Linked DNA regions of Homo sapiens: region 2 is linked to region 1. The links are chromatin loops, found by intact Hi-C in ENCODE. Cell type or tissue: IMR-90. All regions are shown on one strand.

Region 1 (5,000 bases):
CTACAGTTGTGTACCAAGGTGGGTTTCCCTACCACATCTGGCAGGGAAAACATTTGTATACAAAAATAGGCATAAATATGCTATAGAGCAGAGTACACCATTTACATGAAGATCAATACGAGACTTCCAAGAAATATTCTGGCTACAAAAGCCCCTTTAAGCTAAGTCCCAAATCCCCAGGAGAACAATTTTTTTTTTTTTTTGAGACAGAGTCTCGCTCTGTCACCAGGCTGGAGTGCGATCTCGGCTCACTGCAACCTCTGCCTCCCAGGTTCAAGCGATTCTCCTGCCTCAGCCTCCCGAGTAGCTGCGATTACAGGCGCACACCATCACACCCAGCTAATCTTTGTATTTTTAGTAGAGACAGCGTTTCACCATGTTTGCCAGGATGGTCTCAATCTCTTGACCTCGTGATCCACCCACCTCGGGCTCTTAAAGTGCTGGGATTACAGGCGTGAGCCACCGCGCCCCGCCCATGATACGCATCTTGACAGAGACAGGCCTAGCACAAGTCTGTGCATGTAAGTAACGCTTAGCAGGCTCTTGCCAGGTGCCTGGCACTGTGCTTGTTTAATCCTCCCAGTAGCGTTAGGACATTTCATATGTTTGGGCCCTGGGAAGGAACTGGGGAAAATGGTAGATTTTCTTCATATCTAGTGTTTTGTTTGATTCCCATAACAACTCTGCGAAATAGGCAGGAAGTGGCAGAGGCAGGAGTAGGGATTCCAGCCCAGGGCTGCATCCGTTCCCCACCTTCCCCACCCACTCCCCTGGCAACTGCGCCCAGCTTCTGGGACCCCCATCAGATAGAGATGTGTTGCGGGGATGGCTGTGCATTGCTTCAGAAGAGGAAGCGGTGAAGACCTGAAACATTGTGCCCAATTGTATTTTCTGATATCCTGCTCCTTCCTCCCCTGCAGGTTATTTGTCTAATGAGTCTCAGAGCTCTTAAGTGTTTCTGGGCCATCTAGTCATCCCCAGCTACTGGCAGCTGAGTAATCTGTGTACTTTTCCAATGGACTCTAATGCCAACTCCCTAAACTTAATAGAATAAAAGTGTGATCAGCTTTAATGACCAATTTATGCACAGTAATAGTCTGATGTGGCTGTATAAGTCAATTTGGGATTCTGGAGGGACTGTAACTTGAAGGTGTTAATTGCACTACCTTACTTCCGTTGACCAGACCCTCACACCTGCAGCTTGGAGCATCGTTCTCTGCCATTAGCACCACGGCAGCAATCCCGGCTAGCCTCCCGTTGTGTGCTGGCACATTTTACAGCCCAAATAAATGCAAGAGAACTGTTACACAAACATTTACTGCCTCAACTCCTTACCCCTCACTGAGATAACTTTTTAATATTTCCTCCCTGTGTGAACTGAGTATTTCCCCTTCTTCTTCTGTAATGGCTCTGAAAATCCCATATAGAATCCCCCGGATTCTAGCCTTAAACCCTCTGCTGGGCCAAATTTAAATCATTTGATTTCACTTAATGGTCAGTGAACATTCTTTTTGCAGTAAATGGTCCTACCGCTGTTTTTATTCACTTGTCTTCATCAGTTCTGTATTTCCACTTGTGGCTTACCATCAGAGCACTCTGTAGTCACTCATCTCTCCGGATTTTAGAGTCAGTGAGCACAGACCCTCAGAACCATGGAGTATGGGACTGATATTTTTAGTTGTTAGGTACTTTCTGAGCACTTCCTATGTGTCTGGCACTGTCCTAAACTGTGCTTTGAAGGCACCTAAGTCAAGTAACATGATCCCTTCTCCCTCCTCCCCTCAGTCACCGATGCTCATGTAGGGGAACTGAGGCAGGCCCACTTACCATTTCAGTATAGGGACCATGTGGGTGGCCCCAATATATGCAGTATATGTATCAGACAGACACGCATCTCTGTATCCTCTTAATACCATTCACATTGTAAGACCTGATGTCATTAGTTCTTTTCCCCCCAAGGGCCATAAAATTGTCATACTGGAATGGGTTTTTTTTAAATTTAATTCAAACTTCTGTCAAAGCAGACTATAAATTTGGTTTGTTTTGATTTCAAGTTTCCTGAAACTTGGCTCTTCAGATTGCCCCCCAGTTCTTTATTCTGTGGGTTTCCTGTGGGGTCTTTTCCATGGGGCTGATCCCACCTCACAGCTACATGCCTTACGGGAGGGCACCCCTCCCCTAGAATTTTCATCCTCTAGATTGGTGGACTTTGTGAAATAGACATGATGGTAACTGCTGTAATGGGGGCTTTGGTAAGGAACGCAGCAGAGGGCCACACAACAGGAGAATCCCGTGTTCTTGTTCTAGCCGCCGCATAGAGAATACGGCCTTTAGCACACAGAGCTCACACAGGGAGCTACATGGGGAGAAGCGTGTTTGTTCTGCGGCATGATAAGTGTGCCGCCAAAGCCTTCAAAGGGGCCACCAGAGGGAGCGTCAGCCGGACAAACAGACCTTCTGGAAAGTAGTTTTGCAAGATCCATCAGTAACCATCAAAATATTCATATCTGTTTATCCAACAATTCTACTTCTAGAAACCTTTTATAAGGAAAAAATCAGATTTAATAAAAGGTTATATATAAGAATGATAATCCTAGCATTAAGTGGAAACAGTCTAAATGTTCATCATATGGGAGTGATTAAATAGATTGTGATATATCTTTACAATGGAGTATTATACAGTTACTGAAAATATTCCTTAAAAGAACAGTTAATGATATAAGCATCATAATATGAAGTTAAAAAGCAAGTTATGCTATGATCCCACATGTAAATATTGTGTATATATACACCACGTTTTAAATCTATATGTGATTTAACAGACTAGACAAAAATACCAAACTATTAATAGCCACATATCCAAATGCAACTAAATATTTAGAGCAAGCTTGTCCAACCCACAGCCTGCGGGCCACGTGCAGTCCAGGATGGCTTTGAATGTGGCCCAACACAAATTCGTAAACTTAAAACATGAGATTTTTTTTTTTGCGATTTTTTTTTTTTCCTTTTAGCTCATCAGCTTTCGTTAGTGTTAGTGTATTTTATGTGTGGCCCAAGACAATTCTTCTTCTAGTGTGGCCCAGGGAAGCAAAAAGATTGGACACCCCTGATTTAAAGAGAGAAAGAACAGAATCTTTATAATTTCCTGTGTAGCTTTTTTAAACTTTGGAAACAGCTACAATAGGTACCTGTTAATTGCACCTCCCCAGGTGATAGGGACATTTTTTCCACTTGCCACGGGGCACAGATCACCCCCTTCTCTGCACCGGCCTTCGTTTCATTAGTCCTATGATCTCACATTAAAATTCTCATTGTGCATTCAAGTCAGTAAGGATTGGTTTAGCTGTGTGTAGCAAGAAACCCAAGTAACAGGAGCTTTTAAAAGATGGAGGTTTATTTTTCTCACACATAAAAGAAAGCTGGCAATAAGGCGTCCAGAGCTGGCATGGTGGCTCCATGGTCATCAAGCACTCAGTCTCCACCTTTCTGCCCCCCAGTCTTAGCGTGTAGCTCCCATATCAAACTTATCTTACAGTGCTAGATGGCTGCTGGTGTTCCAGCTATCAAGTTCATATTCCAGGCAGAACGGAGACAAACTGGAGGGCGGGCAGGCACTTGAGTGCCCCCAGTCTGAGGCAGCCCACTTCAAAGAACTGTCCTAGATGCTCCAGCCATGATGACAGCTGACACCTCATTGGCCACCTCTAGCTGCACAGGAGTCTGGAGAGTGTAAACTTCTAGATGTGCACTGACCCCATAAGGAAAATGGAGAGATGGATGCTGGGCAGGCCACAGTTATCTCATGTGGTTATCTCAAATTTTCATAACGTAGGCTCATAGTTATAGTGATGTGTAATTCGCATTATGAAGAAATCATTGATTAGCCAGGCATGGCGGCACATGCCTGTAATCCCAGCTACTTGGGAGGCTGAGGCAGGAGGATCACTTAAGCCCAGGAGTTCAAGACCAGCCTGGGCAACATAGTGAGAACCTGTCTCTAAAAAAAAAAAAAAGAGAGAGAGAAAAGAAAGGAAGAAATTGTTGGGACCTGGTAGAGGAGCAGCATTTTGGAGAAAGCACTGGACAGAGATCAGAAGATCTGGGGTTCATGTCTTTGTGTCTATATGGATTGATTTTTCTGGGCCTTCATTCTTCAACAAAAACTGAGGGCAGTGATTCTTACAGCATCCACCTGCAGCAGTCTTGAACTTGCAAGGGTGGGTCCCCCTTCAGGGCAGCACCCACGTATTCCTCTGGCTGCCCGTCTATAACTTCTGCCACTCCTCCTTCCAAGCTGGAATCACCTCTCACCTGCACTCTTTTTCTTTTAGATAACGGAATCTCGCTCTGTCACCCAGGCTGGAGTGCAGTGGCGTGATCTCAGCAACCTCCACCTCCCAGGTTCAAACCATTCTTCTGCCTCAGCCTCCTGAGTAGCTGGGATTATTGGCGCGTGCCACCATGGCCTATATATTTTTAGTAGAGACAGGGTTTCACCGTGTTGGTCAGGCTGGTCTCAGACTTGTGACCTCGTGATCCACCCGTCTCGACCTCCCGAAGTGCTGGAATTATAGGCGTAAGCCACTGCACCCATCCTCACCTGCACTCTTACTGGCCCCTTAACTGGGTCCCCTCGCCACAACTCTCCACCTCTTCTTCGCCTTGACCTGAAGACAAGGTGATCTTTTTAACCACAGATCTGGGTGGGTTGGTCCTCCATTTTTAACATTTTAGCAGCTTTCCATTCCCTCCAAGTGGAGCATGGCATCTGTGTTCTGGCCCTACCCCACTTCTCTTTTATTCTCTCTTCTCTGCCTTCTCCACCCCCATCCTCACCCTCACCCTTCTCTATCCACACTCAGCCCATTTCTGTCTCTGGCAGTCTCCACGTCCAATCGTGTCATGGGCTTCTTACCCTGCCCCAGCTCCAGCCTCTGGGCCTCTGAGCTCTTCCTCCCTTGAGGCTGTCTCCTCTGAGAAGTCTTCACTGACTCCCTAGG
Region 2 (5,000 bases), 170 kb after region 1:
GCCTTTAGGGATGCCCTCAGCTGTAGGGAGCCACCTCGTCCAGGGTGCAACGCTTCCCGCACATCCCACCCCTAAGGATGATGGGCATAGTATCACTTTGACCTCTTCCTCTGTGCGGTCCTGCTTCCTTCCCATCCCTTCCACAGGTACTGACTACCTGCTAATTCTCCACGTGCCAAACTCATCTCAGTGTCTGCTTCTGGAGAACCTGACCTGTGACACCACCTCCTGCCCTATTTCAAGGACTAGAGAATGAGATGTGAATAACTGCTTGATAAATCACAAGCTACAATACAAACACAAACTACTATAATGAACGGATTAAACAGTTAAAGAAATAAAAACACACAATTATATGGACGACAACCCTCTAATCCTATGTAACTTTGCTCCCTCTTAAAATTGCCTTCTCTTAAAAGTGCAGTTTTTAAGTTATTAGGTGAAGAACTTTTCAATTGCAAATTGTTGGTTGGGTTACTGATTGGGTATTTACTAACAGTAGATATCCATGTGAATTATGCAAAGTGGTAGGCTCCTCAGTGAATGAAGTCCTTCTCTAGGGAATGATGCAACAAAGGTCAACAACGTCTATGAACCCAAATCTGAATTACAAGATGGAAAGTCCCCACAGAATGACACACTGTACAGCTTTAGAAAAACAATAACCAAACTAGATTTCTTCAGGAAGCTTTCTAGAATGACTTTTTTTTTTTTTTTTTAAAAAGGTACTCACAGATGCTCCTCCCATTATCTTGGGAAACATAACGGTAGAACAGCCATCTGGACTCTGTCCGAAGGTGGTATAGGGTGTTTGAAACCAAGCCTTTTCATTAGCCCAAACCACATCGCAAAGAGGCAATATAGATGCTCCTAGACCAATGGCTGGGCCATTGACTGCTACAATAATGGGCTTCTTAAATTGAATGAAAGTATTCACGAAGTTTCTAAAATGAAAAATAAATGGGGAATTACTCAAAACATTGCATATTTGAGCAAAGGAAAAGTCTATTATGGAATTCAATTTACCAAGATGTAAATGCTACGGAAATCCTGAAGACTTGAGATTTGTTTAAGGCCTTCCCCAGCAGTTGTGGACCCTAGACTTATTTACTACGTGTTGTAAAGGTTTGGTGACAGCCTGGAGCCCACGCATGTAGTGGCTGTCACTACAGGCCCTACGTGAAGGCCACAGGGTAACATGCAGCCATGAGCTGCACTGGAATTTGCAGGTGGCTCTCGGGCTCTATAAACAACACATCTTGCTCCCCAACCTGTCTTCCCTCGAAGACACAGGAGCCCAGTACATATTCTGGGCTTCACAAGACAAATCAAGAAGCTGTCACAGAGGAAATCTGGCCCAGGGCATACTAAGACTGCCTGGTGTTAAGTGTACGGTGGTGGATTAGGGTTCACAAAAACCCTGGGATCTGGGTCTGGCCTTGGTTCATGATTTCAGACAGCTCACTGATTATCTGGCAATAATTGCTATTTCCTGAGTTTATGTGGAAGTGGACTGAACAGTCTGGGGGATACAGAGACAAGAGTGTCACAGGCTGGCTCAAGACATGCGACCTGCAAACAAGAAGAGCAAACAGCACAGGGCTCAGGCCTGTACCCACATCCTGCTCCACTGAGGGCTGGAGGGTACGGCTGCAGCAGGAGTTCGGAGGACAGTGGGGTCAGGCGTGGGGCAGCCTCTGCACAGGACAGAGGTTTAATAAATCAAGCCCATGCTATTTTGGGATTTGCTTTAGATCAGGCTGGAAAAGTAGGCTGCTTTTCAATGTAGGGTAGCTTGGTGTCATACCACTTTAGGAATGTGCATTTTCTTCCCCTAAATACTAGAAGCTGATCTTATGCTCAGAGGTTGTTTCTTGTTATGATTTCACACAGTGGAGAAAAGAAGAAACACAAGATAGTCCCTTCAGTGCAGGCTGAGTTCTAGATCAGAAGTGCAGAGTAAGGACAGCTTTTCACTTGCTGGATTCTAAACCTGACCCCCATCTTTAATACTGAAAATAACAATCTAGATGCTCTCTACAATTCAGCAATTTAAAACCACAGCAATCTGTTCAGATCTTCTCTGAAAATCATGACTCAGCATCTGAGATAGCTCCCCACTCAACTCCCCGAGACACTGACGGATGACTCATATTTTTTGGCAGGGGCAGGTCAGGGAGGTGAGGAGGGTTGTGTCTGTGTGTGTATGAACAGGAGAGTGAGGAATTGCAGAGTTTAGCGGCTGGACCTCAGCCTAGCCCCCAAGGTTTGTGGGATCTTTGCATTGAGCAAGAATTAACTCATTCAAATGAATGAGTTGCACTAAGTCTTTCTAAATGAGAGAGCCTGAGGCATTCTTAGAAAGATCACACTGGGGTTTAATGATCAGAGTGTCAGACAACCTTTTAAGCAGACTCTTGAAATAAGCCTAGAAGAACTACATGAAGCTATTTCAGTTGTGTCATCTTTTGAAGATATGGGGTCAATGACACAAGATGGAAATACATTTCCTAGGCCCAGTAACTGATGACTCATGAAAAGGTAAAACTGCTGAACTGTCTCTCAATGATAAGGAACAGCTGTTTCCAAAATCTGAGTAGCTCCAATTTCATCTGCCTTATGGAACAGAAGGCAAACTGTTATAGCCGTTGCCCAGGCTGACATCTGGAAACCACGGATGGGGCAATAAATTAACATAAAAGCGATGATCAAAGTCAAGGTAATAAGAAGGTAATTCTACAGAAAAACAGTAAAAGGAATTATTTCATATATCCTTGCCTCCATGCCCATATATTTGTATAAAAAAATCTGCTTCTAAAATATTAATAGATATTGGTAAGTCGAAACTTAGATTTTGATAGGCTGAAGGCATTTTTTGGAACTGAAATTTTATTTTTACTTTTGCCTGGAATGGTGACTTCACCTGAAGCTGGTGGCTCTTTCTGGACGGGGTATGAATGAACCAGCATGCTCTGGAGCAAAGAGCCCCTTCCCTTTTCAGGGAATGGGAACTGGCCATTCTGAATAGTGAGCCCTGAGATGCCAGAAATGGATGTGGTGCACACAGAGACTCGTTTTGTTTTAAAAAAGAAAACCTTTACAGAAATGCTTTCTCTGCCTAGTAGAAACTTCCCAGGACCATAAAGGCTTAACCAAGGGAGCTGCAAATCAAGGCACAAGGAACCAGAGGCGAGGCAGGGGCTGCCTTCAAGCCTGGGACGGTCCTCTCCCAAGTAGCCCCTGCTTCTGTGGGCTTCAGCCAAGTGTGTTTTAAACTTGAAATCAAAATGTATGAACACTCAAATGTTTGCCATGCAATGTACTGAAGTTAAATTTGTTTCTTTGGAATTGAATTCAAGGCTGTTGTTGGGTATGGCAGGGAAGGAGGCTGATATTTGCCACATAATTAGTCTAAAAAGACTTTATAATTAAACAAAACTCTTCCTTTAAAGGACATTTACTAATCTGGAAATATCAAACAGCTGGAAAATCACATAAGATGTAGGGACTGTCAAAGGAACGTTTGGGGAGAAGGAGGCAGCAGGGACCTGAAGTTGGGCAGCCAGTGTGCTGCTTTCCATGGCTGAGGTCTCTCTCATTTGAATGGCACCTTCGTTTGAAGGACTAATGGGGTACAGGTCAGGGTCATGGGGCATGTTTACTGGCTCACTTTGTTCTCTCCCAAATCCTCTTGCCCCTGGGGCACTGCTTGGGCAGGGCCCCCGGTCTCCCTCTGTGGGAGGAAGAAGAAACCTCACTTTTGGGGAGAGAAGTCTCCTGGTCCTTAAAACCCAGTGGCAGCTACTGGTTCTGGCAGACTTCAAAAGCCTAATGCTGTCCATGAACTTGAAAGAATTTTGTTCTAACCACAAAGGTGCAGAATATTTTTGTTGCAATTACCCTGCAAACTGCAAACCACGAATCCTCGTCACAAAGTCAGCTGCTCTAGATACCTGGTGACCTAATATGAAACCTCATCTTCCTGTTTGCTTCCCGCTTTTCCTTTGGAAACTTGCTACGATGAAGTCCTTTGCCTCCAAGTTTTAAGGAACATGAGACAAGACACCAGAGAAATGAAAAATATACACAGGAAGAGCTTTTATCCACATAAAAATTAATTTAAATGCAAATAAGAAAAGGAAAGGTTAAGTGACTCTGGTGTAACTAATTATTTTTCTGATCTTGCCAGACTACATTAAGGAAAATTCACATTGACAAAAATATAGTCACATAAAGAAGAAACAAGTTGGTTTTCCTAAAGCAGGACTTGGCTCTTCACAAGAATATCAATCCAGCTTTTTGTGTGGAGTAGGGAGAGTGGACGGAGCAGGGAGCTGATGAAAGTGAACTTTTAAAGTGACATCAAGTTCAACAAAGGAGATCTCCACTTAAACCTGGCTGGATCTAGCTTTCCTCTGCTTTTACTGATCCCAGCGCCACAAGCCCACAGCCTCTGTCCAAGGGAATTCAACGCTGGAGGGAGGAGTGAGCTGCACCCGGCGAGGCACCAGCGGGCTCACAAGTGGAGCCAGGGAAAAGCCTACACGGGAAAACGGAGCCAGGACCCAGAAGGCACTGGCTGACACATCCGATTTTCTTATGACCGCAGAGCTACCAAAAAGCACAATATTATGTGTACATTCAGCGTGATATTATGGAGAACATGCAAAGTGACCATAGGAGGCATGGTGGTTTGTATTTTAAAAATAAAAGTTAAGTTCATGGAATTCACCCTGAATGGATAATAATGAAGCTGTCTTAGAGGCGCTGAGAGTCAGCCAAGGATTTATGACACTGATCAAGCAGTTTAATCTTAAACTGAAGAACAAGATGGTCCCACCTAGTGTACCACAGGGATGAAATCCCCTAGGAGATTAGAAACAATACTTAATAAGATCAGACTATAAAATTTCAAACCACTTCTGAAAAAAACCACACATAATGTGATAGCCTGTAAAAGGTAACATTCAAAAGATTAAGGGATAACCTCCTAAATACAT

What was found. Hi-C counts contacts between places; a loop is a spot of excess contacts. Peaks named below come from ENCODE experiments on the same cell type or tissue, not always from the same donor. Only the 100,000 strongest peaks of a DNase experiment are listed, where the experiment ranks them.
Region 2: a loop joins it to region 1, with 2.4 times the contacts of the local background. A loop is called at or near these places in 1 of 110 quality-filtered maps.

The regions. Positions count from the first base shown.
Region 1 is chr6:5,112,749-5,117,748 of GRCh38, reverse strand. The region is part of intron 2 of LYRM4 (LYR motif containing 4); the gene reads left to right. The region is part of intron 3 of LYRM4-AS1 (LYRM4 antisense RNA 1); the gene reads right to left. Among named protein-coding and RNA genes, the nearest start is that of PPP1R3G, 30 kb to the right of the region's middle. RefSeq lists a silencer at 408-608. In IMR-90, a CTCF peak has its summit at 2,447 (motif pointing right); no DNase peak of the experiment used is centred here.
Region 2 is chr6:4,939,490-4,944,489 of GRCh38, reverse strand. It overlaps CDYL (chromodomain Y like), which reads right to left. Exons shown (of 7, transcript NM_004824.4): 5 at 734-944. Among named protein-coding and RNA genes, the nearest start is that of LYRM4-AS1, 62 kb to the left of the region's middle. In IMR-90, no CTCF peak of the experiment used is centred here; a DNase peak (open chromatin) is centred at 2,169; H3K27ac peaks cover 1,129 bases.